Regions from separate parts of the Homo sapiens genome. Here region 2 is linked to region 1. A link is a loop called in an ENCODE intact Hi-C map of the cell type or tissue named here. Cell type or tissue: Calu3. All regions are shown on one strand. Links, peaks and the distances in the headings refer to the core of each region. The heading gives the core; the rest is flanking DNA.

What was found. Hi-C counts contacts between places; a loop is a spot of excess contacts. Peaks named below come from ENCODE experiments on the same cell type or tissue, not always from the same donor. Only the 100,000 strongest peaks of a DNase experiment are listed, where the experiment ranks them.
Region 2: a loop joins it to region 1, with 5 times the contacts of the local background. A loop is called at or near these places in 11 of 110 quality-filtered maps.

What each region holds. Positions count from the first base shown.
Region 1 is chr12:16,348,729-16,354,107 of GRCh38, reverse strand. All of the region lies in intron 1 of MGST1 (microsomal glutathione S-transferase 1), which reads right to left. Among named protein-coding and RNA genes, the nearest start is that of MGST1, 3.8 kb to the right of the region's middle. RefSeq lists an enhancer at 4,584-5,379. In Calu3, for the core only: no CTCF peak of the experiment used is centred there; DNase peaks (open chromatin) are centred at 3,267 and 4,897.
Region 2 is chr12:16,072,991-16,079,858 of GRCh38, reverse strand. No RefSeq gene overlaps it. Among named protein-coding and RNA genes, the nearest start is that of DERA, 170 kb to the right of the region's middle. In Calu3, for the core only: a CTCF peak has its summit at 3,094 (motif pointing left); a DNase peak (open chromatin) is centred at 3,078.

The DNA.
Region 1 (5,379 bases), core at 380-5,379:
TGCAGAAGAAATGATTGTTTAGTTTTTAAAATGTCAAAGTAAATAGGGGCTGAACGCAGTGGCTTATACCTGTTAATCCCAGCACTTTGGGAGGCCGAGGCTGGTGGATCACTTGAGATCGGGAGTTTGAGACCAGCCAGCCCAACATGGTGAAACCCCATCTCTACTAAAAATACAAAAATTAGCCAGACGCAGTGGCGTGTGCCTGCAATCCCAGCTACTCGTGAGACTGAGGCAGGAGAATTGCTTAAATCCGGGAGGCGGAGGTTGCAATGAGCCAAGATTGCGCCACTGCACTGTAGCCTGGGCGACAGAGAGAGACTCTATCTCAAAAAAAAAAAAAAAAAAAAGTATGCAATATTATATTTTATCTAGTTCTATATTATTTAGCTTGAAGACATCAAGCAAGTACTACTTGAAAAAAAAGGGTGCAGTATAAGCAAAAATAAATAGCAAAAATGCCCTAAACATAGACTAACATCACATACTAGCACTGAGATTAACTATAAGTAGGTTGAAAGCAAAAGACCAGAGGTCATAGACTGATCTCTTTGGAAACATCAAGCTATGTACCTAGCAGCAGCACTGAACTTAGGAAGGCCTCAGTTCTTATGTATCCTGCTTTGGAGACCCAACTTACAACTTGTCATTTCAGTAGTATTCAAAACTGTAGGCTTTAGGACTTGAATTCCAGTCCCACGATTTAGCTGTTAACCTTGCTTGAGGGATTCAGTCTCTGAGACTAAATTTCTTCATTCTTAAAATCGAAACAGTAGGCCTGGTGTGGTGGCTCACGCCTGTAGTCCCAGCACTTTGGGAGGCCGAGGCGGGTGGATCACGAGGTCGAGAGATCAAGTCCATCCTGGCTGACACAGTGAAACCCCGTCTCTACTAAAAATACAAAAAATTAGCCGGGTGTGGTGGCAGGCGCCTGTAGTCCCGGCTGCTTGGGAGGCTGAAGCAGGAGAATAGCATGAACCCAGGAGGCAGAGCTTGCAGTGAGCCAAGATGGCACCACTGCACTCTAGCCTGGGTGACAGAGTGAGACTCTGTCTCCCCCTCCAAAAAAAAAAATTGAAATAGTAATAGCTTCTAACTTAATGGGTTATTGTCTAATGTAATGGAGATAAAATATGGACTGGCCCAAGAAAAACCCTCAATAAATTTATAATATCCTTATCACAATTGTCATCATGATCACCATCATCATCAATTCGAAGACAGGTAAAGAAGGAGAAGCAGGATAATGGAAACATCAAAAAACAGGCTTGCAAATGCAAGGTAAGGAATTACCATATATGGTACTTTCATGGGTGTAATAGGGAAGGAGAATTAGCTTTACATGATCCTTGAGTCATTTCACATTCCAAAGTTACATTCAACTAAAAGCCGTTGAGTAGAGGAATGTAGTTATCTGTGTCTGGAATTGGAAGTATAATTGGGAATGTGCTGAAGAGGAAGGCCAAGACACACTGGTGATACTGAAGTCAAAACAGGTAGGAACTTAGGGTAAAGCTTAAAATGTACATTTCCAGTCCTCTGCCATTATTCTTTGTAACCTCCTCTTGTTCTTTTATCAGCCCTGCTATCTACTTCTCTCTCTTCCACAGAACACACACAACTTTTCTCAGACCCAAGCTTAGAGGCTATTTATCCTGCTTGGCATGTAGTACTGTCTCTTCTAGATGATGTTCATTCCTGCCTTTAAAGCTCAACCCCTGCATTGTGTCCTTATTAGCCTGACACCTATCAGCTGCAATCTTTCTATCCATCTTACCAGTAATCTATACATTTATATGTATCTTTATTGGTCATATAGCCATCTTTGTGTTGCTGGTGAATGTGATTAAAAACCACATACATATATACTTAGCTTTATTAGAGCTTGCTATGTGTTCAACTATACTATGTACATTATGTACACTACTTTCATCACCTTTGTTAATCTATTACAATTGTCATAACTATACCCATTTCACAAAAGAAGAAAAAGGGAATTAGAGTTGTTAAGCTGCCAAGCTGGGACACGAACACCCCATACGGTTACTACACTATACTCTCTCTTTCAAGAGGCTTGATTAATTCTGCTCTCAACTCTTTAATTCTGCTTAATTCTAATTCAATTGACATTAAGTGAATGCCTACTCTGTGGCTGGCACAAGTAGGCACCCCTTATATCTGTCATCTTCTTTCTTTTTCCAGTTATGTGGTGAGGTATTAAAATTCCCATTTTGCAGATAAAGAAATCAAAGCTACCTAAGTAACCCCTATTTTTGTTTCCTTTTCTTTTCTTTTTTTGAGATGGAGTCTCACTCTGTCGCCCAGGCTGCAGTGCAGTGGTGCAATCTTGGCTCACTGCAACCTCTGCCTCCTGGGTTCAAGCCATTCTCCTGCCTCAGCCTCCCGAGTAGCTGGGATTACAGGTGCCCGCCACCACACCTGGCTAATTTTTGTATTTTTAGTAAAGACGGGGTTTCACCATATTTGTCAGGCTGGTCTTAAACTCCTGACCTCAGGTGATCCACCCGCCTCAGCCTCCCAAACTGCTAGGATTACAGGCATGAGCCACCATGCCTGGCCCCCCTATTTTTGTTTTCTTAGGCTAAAAATATACAGCTTGGATTTAGGCAAACAGAAACTACATGCGCAAGGTTTTTAAAAAATCCCCTAGATAGCAAATTAATCAACCTCCATAAGTCTCTAGTCTTGAAAGCACAGTATGTTAGATTAGCTCTCAGTGCAATATAATATTTTTGGTAACATTTAATGTGTCTGCTTGTTCTAGTATTGAAGGGGTGAAAGTCATGAATAAACTGCACTATCCTTCAGAGTGTAGGTAAAGTAATTAGCTTAAGAAAGGATCCCTAAGTCCCAGGCCTCTGTACAAAGATGTGAAGAAATACAGCAAGCGTGTGAAGTTTTTTAAAATTAAGGTAAGTTTATCAAATAGAAAGTTGCTACTTAACAATAATTTTAAAACTAAAACATTCTCTATAGGCCTCTACTAATGTTCCCAGAATGAAATTTATGTATTGATGGAACAAAAGTCCAGAGAACTTTTTTTTCCCCCTCATTGAAAATCAGTATTGAAAGAGTAGAGAAAAAAATGGCAGCCTCCCAGGACTGTTGGTAGGAAAGTACACAAAGAAGTCAGTGGCTGGGAAAAAGGGCAATGGGAGGCCTTTTCTTTAAAAATGAACAACACACTGTGCACTTCACACAGAGTTTCTCAATCACGAAGAATGTGGCTTAACTCCTCAAGTCTGTGGGTTTGGGAGACTGGCCAGCACCAAGCATCTGACACACACCTGATGAGTCAATGAACCATCTCTCCAGGGTAACATCTTCCCCTTCACAGGTACCCAAGAGCCAGGTAATGAGCAGTTAAGGTAAGAACATTAAGAAATAGTAGTTGTTTATAGCATGGATTAAGGCAATGCTGTTGTAAACTTTTTTTCCCCCAAAGCTGATTTATCAATCAATTGCCACGAGTTTGCTGCACAAAACTGCAGCCATTATCATGGTTGGCTCTGCAGCCACAACAAAATTACTGAAAGCCTTTTACCAGGAAAGGTTGTCAGGAGGGAGAAGAGTGGTCCTGTATAATAATAAATAACAGGATGAAATGTTAAGTGGTTTGAGGATTCAAGGAATGAAGGAGAAATAATCAAAGAAAAGTAAGCAGGGAAAAACACTAATTTGGTTATGAATTATAGAAAATATTTACAATGATCAATCATGTTTGCACAGTGGTTTGTTTGCTCATTATATTCTCCATTCATTGGCCAGCATGGTAATAAGTATCTCAACCTCTCTTGCCAGAGACCAGAGCTCTGTCCCCTAATGTGGAGGTGACTTCTTCATAAGAGGACATGGGGTAGAGTGTCAAGTATTCAAAACTCTGGAACTAGATTGGCATTCGGGTGGATCTCGACCCTGCCACTTAGTAAGTGTAACTTAACTTCTCTGGGACCTCTTCACCTTACCTGTGAAAGGAGTTGAATAAGAACTCCCATTTCACTGGATTCTTGTGAGCCTTAGCTGAATAAAGTTAGAAAAGCGGGGGCCGAGCGCGGTGGCTCATGCCTGTAATCCCAGCACTTTGGGAGCCGGAGGCGGGCAGATCACGAGGTCAGGAGATCGAGACCATCCTGGCTAACATGGTGAAACCCCGTCTCTATTAAAAATACAAAAAATTAGCTGGGCGTGGTGGCAGGTGCCTGTAGTCCCAGCTACTCGGGAGGCTGAGGCAGGAGAATGGCGTGAACCCGGGAAGCGGAGTTTGCAGTGAGCTGAGATCGTGCCACTGCACTCCAGCCTGGGTGACAGTGCGAGACCCCGTCTCAAAAAAAAAAAAAAAAAAAGAAGCTCTGGGACCTGTTAAATGCTGTGTGTTTGGTAAATAAAAAACTTCCGACTTTGGCGCTGTTCTAGGCACTGAGGATTTTAGAATTTTCAAAAAGCTTTTGCATATTTTATCTCGCTTGACCCGAAAAATCCTGAGGTAGAGCAAATAATATTTTTTTCTACCTTTAGTATGTAAGGAAATTAAGGCCCAGAAAAGTAGTGAGTAATATGACCCAAATTCACAGTGGAGAGACCAAGACTGCAACTTAGTTTTCTCAAGTGTTTACCTCTGGGCTACCCACCATCAAGGCTAAGAATTCTCAACAGCTCTGGTCTTCTGGAGGCCTTTCCTTGTCAAATCTCATTCCTGTTTTCTACCCCTCCCCCCAAACCCCCGTACTATCTAGCAGAGAAGAATCTTCACTTCTCAGTTGAGGAACGCCCTTTCCCTTTACAGGCTTTTGGCCAAAATGAGCAAAGTTCTCTTCTCAGGATGAGGTGGCCAGCCTTTCTGCATCAATATTGTGAAACACATGAATAATCTGGGCACGCATCCCCAGGGCCATGACTCTGCAATTTTGTACCTTCTAAAACTAACAAACACTACACATGAGATAAAGAAAAAAGATAATTCGGTGGCCATGTTGCGGATACGTTAATCTGGAACTCTAGATGAATTCTAGCATTTCCTGAAGGCATCGTGGTGGCTGCAGACTCAGCCCACTATGTGGTCTCATGCAAAGTGGGGTTCAGAGCCCAGAGGCTGCAGGTGAAATGCTGGTGCCTCTCGGGAGAGTGGTGGGGTAAGGCCTTTCTCTGTGCTGACCTGACCTCCTTTTCCAATCTCAGGGATTCATAGACACCACTCTAAAACAAAGCGGTAGAAAAATTTTACTCGTCTGCCAGAGAGGGTAATATCCAAATTTGGACTGATTTGCCTTTTTTTTTTTTTTTTTTTTAATTACCAAAGATAATCGCACACATAGCCCTCTTATTTTGGAAACAGCAGAGGACAACAAAGTCCAGTACTAT
Region 2 (6,868 bases), core at 1,097-6,096, 270 kb after region 1:
ATGGTGGCGCACGCACCTGTAATCCCAGCTACTTGAGAGGCTGAGGCAGGAGAATCGCTTGAACCCGGGAGGTGGAGGTTGCAGTGAGCTGAGATTGTGTCACTGCACTCCAGCCTGGAAGACAAGGGCAAAACTCCATCTCAAAAAAAAAAAAAAAAAGAAGAAGAAGAAGAAAAGTAAGTAAATTGACAAGGCAAGTGAGTGAGTTAGTGGAAGGGACTAAAATTAGGCAATCTGTTACTTGCAAGCAGACTTGCTAACACCTCTAAGGTGTTTCCAGAAAAGAATATGACAATAGTAATAAAAATAGGATTGGATGATTATATAAGGATGTTTATTTTCTGTCTTATTCCTACTCCTCCTATAGAAAATTGGAAATTGACTTTAATGGATTGCTTCCGTTCCTGAAAGAGTCAGAGAATGTTTCCTAATCCAGCCAGTGTCCCAGGCCTAACTGATCGATAAATGTATATGTGTGTGTGTGTGTGTGCGCGTGTGTCTGTATACATATATATATATGGAGAGAGAGAGAGATACACTGCTGTCCATTACCTTTGAAAATGCTAATGTTGACAGCATTATTTTCCTTGTTTATGAGGACAGCTAAAAAGACAGCATCCCCAGATGATCTGCCATGCTGACACATGAATAAAATGTCCTTTCAGAATGATGTCCCTTGACTCAAGCGCTGTCACTGACTGAAGCTGATACCATTTCGTGTGTCTCTGGCCAGAGTCCCTACAACACCCACAGCAAGCCAGCAGGTCCACACAGGGCATTTGCCATCATGACTGGGGAAAAGTGGAACGTAGCCTCTCAGTTCACACTGGCCATGCCCTTATGCTTCAAATGTGTTTAAGGAGAAAAGAACTGGAGAAAGAAAAGAGAAGAAGCCAGGAAATGCATACAGAAAGTGATTGACTCCACAAAGAAGAATTGGAAATTAACACTGCAAAAAGTGCACTGAATTTGGATGGCTTCCTTTTGAGGTGCAGGTACTAAGAATAATTACAGTCTGTCTGTGTGACTGCCCTTATCCTGTAAAAGGAAAAATGCCAAGCAAGGTTCTTTATGACTTTACCTTTGGTGATTTATCCAGCCTTACATTATTTCTCACTGAATTCACCCAGCACCAACTTCCTATCTCTAAACCCCAAATCCTACCACAGAGTGATACCCCACTACTTCTCATTGCTCATTCACTTTCCCATGGCTTTGCATGTGATGATGCCTTTGTTTGCAACATTCTTCTGCCCCACTTCGCTTTTTAAACTCTGACTGCCAGACTCACCTCCAGTGCTCTCTGCTTCAGAAAGCTTGCCTCTCTCCAGTTTGTTCTAGGAGATCTGGGGTACCCAGCCTTCACAATGGCCCCCAATGGTTTTTACTTTCTGATGGTAAGGTCTCCAGATGGTCTCCTCTCCCACTGAATAAAGCTGACCTGACCTATGTAATCTATGCAAAATTGTCAAATGTCTGACTTTTGAGTCTAAGTCATAATAAAAGTAGTAAGTCCTACCTTGCTCTCTCTTCAATCGCTTACTCTGGGGAAAGCCAGATGCCATATCTTGAGATTATTCAGTCATCCCTATGGAGAAGTCAGTGTAGTAAGGCCTTGTGCCAACCACCAGCATCAACTTGCCAGCCATGTGAGTGAGCCATCTTAGAAGCAAATTCTCCAGCCCCAGGCAAGCCCTCAGTTGACTGCAGCCCTGGCTGACATCTTGACTATAACCTCATAAGAGATCTCATGCCAGAATCATTAAGCTAAGCTGCTCCCAAATTCCTGACTCGCAGAAACTGTGTAAGGAAACTTCTTAAGTCTGTTTAGTGCTGCTATACTAGATTACCTGAGACTGGGTAATGTATAAAGAAAAAAAATGTTTATTTGGCTTATTATTCTGATGGCTAGAATGTTCAAGATTGGGCATTTTCATCTGGTGAGGGCCTCAGGCTTCTTCCACTCATGGTGGAAGGTGAAGAAGGACTGGTGTGTGTGGAGATCATATGGCAAAAGGGAAAGAGTCAGAGAGAGGGGAAGGGGAGTGCTAGACTCTTTTTAACAATTGGCTCTCACAGGAACTAACAGGGCAAGAACTTACTACAATGAGAATGGCACCAAGCCATTCATGCGGGATCCAGGCCAAAGACCCAAACATCTCCCATTAGGCCCCACTCCCAACATTGGGGACCAAATTTCAACATGAAGTTTGGAGAGGACAGACATCCAAACCATAGCAAATAAATATTTATTGTTGTTTTAAGTCTCCATGTTTTGGAGTGATTTCTTATGCAGCAATAGATACAGGGTCTGTCCTACATTTTTCCATAGTATCCTACATTTCCCTCCATTAAAACCTATTTCCCTTTGTCTGTTTACTTCTCTGTCTCTTCCACTAGCCTGAGATCATCTTAAGAGCAGAAACATAGCAATTCATCTTTCAATTCATAGAGCTTCAGTGGCCCCAGGAAGGGCAATGGTTGTACAAGCTGTGCACCTCCTCAAAGGTGCCTGTCCAATGTACACAAATGGAGGCTGAAGTCCAACTCTCATCTGCCCAAGAAGTTGAAGGTCTTGGTGAGAGCTGCTGTCACTGGCAGAGAGAGGCATTTATTCTTTTGCACAAAGGCACCTTTACTCAGTAAATCTTGTCAAATGGCCACTATTGTAACTCATTCACTGTGTCACTCAAGGTTCATTCTAGAGACAGAAACCATAAATAAATAATTAACTGCAACAGTAGATTGGAGGAACAGAGGGTTAGCTATTAAGCATCGAAAGAACTCTAAATACAAGGATAACAGATTTAGGGAGCAGACACTATCTCTAGGACACAGGCAAAGCACCCAAATAAGGAATAAATTAGACAAAAGACCCCTGCCTACCAGGGCTGAGATACAGGCTTTATTATAGAGAGGATGGTGGGGTCCACTGAATGTAGACAAGTTTGCTGAGGTGCAGCAAGAGCCGAACTTACTGGGAAGCCCTCTTTTGGAAAGCTGGGGGAAGATGCCAATGCAGAGGCAGAGGTGCCATAGATGCCAAAAGAGCACACACTCGAACCAGGAAGAGAAGCTCCTTCTTCCTCCAGTGTTCCTTCAGTGCCCTCTATTGACAGCTTAACTTAGTGTCAGCTGGCAAAGGAGAAATGCTCTAGTATCATTAGCAGGGCAATGAAGAAGGGATTAGTGGTTGAGTGGATGGATAACTGGCACAGTCCACTAGAAATCAGCCTTTTCCTAATATGTCCATCCAGAAGGAATGCCCTTTCCAGACTTTCCCAAAGGCACTCTATGGCCCTGGTGGGGTTTTTTTAGAGTCATGAAAACATGGTTTGGGCTACCTGGTGCTCAAGGGTTGTTCTTAGTCAAGTTTGCTCTTAGCAAACCGTTCTATTTGGATGGATGGCTCTCAAAAACAATTTATGTTAACATAATCTCCTAGCTATTTCTATTGGCCATGCCTCCAACCTGAACTCAGTAGACACTGGGCACTACTTCATGTCTCACTTCTGACTGAGTTCACCTACATGGCAACTGATTTCCTATGCTGGTGGCTCCCTCTCTGATAACACAGCAGCCTGTACTTTCTGAGCATTGATGTCAACGGAACACCTGGACAACTTGTTCTTACAAATGTGGTGCTTCCAACTGATGTTATGTACATCAAGTAAGTGTGACAGATAAAACACAAAACCCTTCCCAGTGCTGGATCTGATGAGGATACAGGACTTCTGTCATTTTGAGACTGACTGGCTGTTAAAAGCAGTTTGGCTTACAATATCTGTCAGAGAGAGGTGATATTTTGTGACATCAAATCACAATAGAATCTCCACTAAAAGGGATATAATCATAATAGAAACTTGCATAGAGTTACACAGCATGAAACTGTGGCTTGTCATCTACTCCTGTTTGTAATATTTTTCTGTGAAATTAAGTGATAGCATTACTAAAAACACCTAGCAGTCTGTTTATCCTGCTGCTCTGAAGAAATATGCTAATTATATATAGAAGAAAAACGTTCAATTTCCAATGTATTAAGGATAGAACTAAGGTCAGTTAATTTGGTCAACATTTATTGAGTGTGGTGAAGTTACAAAGAAAGAAGATATTATATACTTACATATATACTTACTATATATGTAAAATCTAACATTTCCTGTCATATTTTCTGTTGGATTCTATACACTTCACTTTTTAAAATTATTTCTCCTCTTTTCTCTAATATTTTGATATTAAATGAAAGCAGAAAAGTGGAAGAGCTGTACCCTATGATGACCTGGATTTTGTTGAGCATCACTATAAACAAGCCTTGAGAGGGACATCCTCATTTACTAAAAAATCGAGGAAAAAGTAAACAGTTGGAAAGAAAATTCAAATCTAGTACTATTAAAATGTCTTTGCTCAACAATTCCCATATTCTAGAAAAGTGTCACACAAAATAAAAGTCTATGAAAAACCTTTGAGTGTGTTGCTGTATTTCTTGGAGAAATGCTGAAAAAATTAGATTTGCAAGCAAATAAGAGGTAAAGGGCCTAACAATCATTACTTTTAAGAGAGGAAAAACAGACAGCTATTGTAAGTCAAACGTACTAATGATGTCTTTCCACAGAACTTAAAGAATATTCTTGGTTGGTACCAATCCAAAGAATGTAGGAATTATGCTGTTGAGAAGGGTCAGAGGCATAATGATGATAATAAAATGATAATTAATGCAAACATTCCCTGAACTCTTTCAGTGAGCCAGCCACTGCTCTAAGCCCATGAGGTGGGTTCTCTTGTTGTCAGCTGGCCTGACTCCACTTTTAACCACACTGCCTCACTGCACATTTCCCCAACTGAAAATAGAGACACACGCTTTAACAGCAAAGTTAACATAATTCTGCAAGAGTTAAAATTTCTATTTGTATTAACCTATAAAATACAGAACCAAGAGTTGCTATAATTTTACTGAATAAATAGAAATGAAGGAAAACAAACATTTTTCAAGACACTTACAGTAGGTCAGTTGACATATACTATCTTGTTAAAAGCCATTCCCGATCTTGTCGGTAGTAAGCAGTACTTGGCCTCTTTTTTTACTCTTTGTCAATCTTGCCTTCTGCTAACAATATCAATACCGGGGGTAAAGGGGGATAGATGTTTTGGGAGGCTGTGAATGAACACGCATTTTGATGTAACTATTCAGAGTGGTTTGGTCTGATACAGAACAGGAGAAGAATCATAATTCAAAGAAGAATCATAATTCTTAAGCATAATTTGGTTGTATTTAACAGAAACTTGCTCAAACATGGTTAAGAAGAAATTTTAAAAGGTTTTAGTAGAAGGCCATAGGGGTTTCCCATGGAACTCCATCACAAGTAGTACATCAGATCTCCTGCAGACAAGAGCTGGGGAGTAAAATGTTGACAGTTGAGTTTGCTCTTTCCTTCTCCGGCCCCTCACTCCCACTGCCCTCTATGGTGGTCCTTTCCTGGATCAGCCAATGGCCTCTTCTGCTTGCTCAGGTGCCTCTGGGTCACCCCAAGCCTAAGATAAGTCCCACAGGAAAAGAAATGTTTGGCACAATCTAGACTTTGTATAATATGATCCACCCTTAGATCCAATTTCCTATGGTCTGAGAAGAAGGGTCATAGTCAGAAACCACAAAGGTGGACTGTAATGGCTCACCTTAGGGCTGGTGAGTGTATGGGGACAGGGGCAGGGGTCTCGAAGGTTTTGCAGACAAATTAACCAGTTTCTACTCTACATCAATACTAGAAGGAGGTAACTGCTATACTCCTTCCCCAGGGACCTTAAATAAGGTGCTTGACCCCTCTGTGCCTTAATTTCCTCATCTGTGAAATGGGGATAGTAAGGTTTTCTTGCTTTTGTAAGGATTATAAATTTGAATTCACATGACATGTTTAGAATATAATACATTTTACCTATTATTATTGTTGTTGTTTCTTGTTATTATCTGAGATCAACTCCTAACACCTATAAGTTCAAGAACCTAAAATATCTGAAGAGATTCAACACCATTCACCCCACTTTCTTATTTTACTGGCTATTTCTCATTTCATACATGAAAACATATCTAGGATCCCATGGACTGGGGGGTAAAATTACTTAAAGATTCCAGAATGAGAGGAATAGAAGGTTCCACTTAAAACAAACAAACAAACAAACCCATTATTTTAGGTTGCTCACACTTTCTCTGCACCCTTTAGGAATAAATAAAAAATTTTGTGGTTGAAGAACAATGGAAAGTTTTTGGATTCCAAAGAGGAATGTGGAGAAATGAGCTTTGGGCAGTGGTCCTTAGGGCAGTTGGTTGAACTATTGTTATGAAACTGGTCAGTCAATTAGTTCTAGCAACCACTTTCACTGGCTTTTCCATTTAATTGACTGGTCTCTTGACCACTGTAGAAACACTCTGGAATGTGGGCACTAATGAACAAATCAAGACAATGTGCCCACTAAAACAGATCGCAATGAAAGAAACAAGGCTCTGCTGGGAACTGGTTTTAAATAAACTGCCCCATTTTGGATAGCAGAGGCTTTATTTTCAAACCTTCATCATTTGGGGTTAAAACATCTGGGATAAAATATCATTTTGTCACCATTCTATATCTCATGGAACAATTATCTCCTTCATTTCTAAACTTCTGTGTAGCATAGTTGACAATTATTCCCATTCTAGCAGTCTCTTAATCCTTATTTTTTCTCTGAAACCTGACATTATACACTCTGTTTTCAGAATTCAGATAATTTCCTAGTTTTTCCTATAAAACGGAAAACTGCTTCTTTTCTTTTTTTGCTAGATTGGTGTCTCTACTCCTCCACCTCCTTGTATTAACTTATCATTCACTTTGTACTGCCTTCT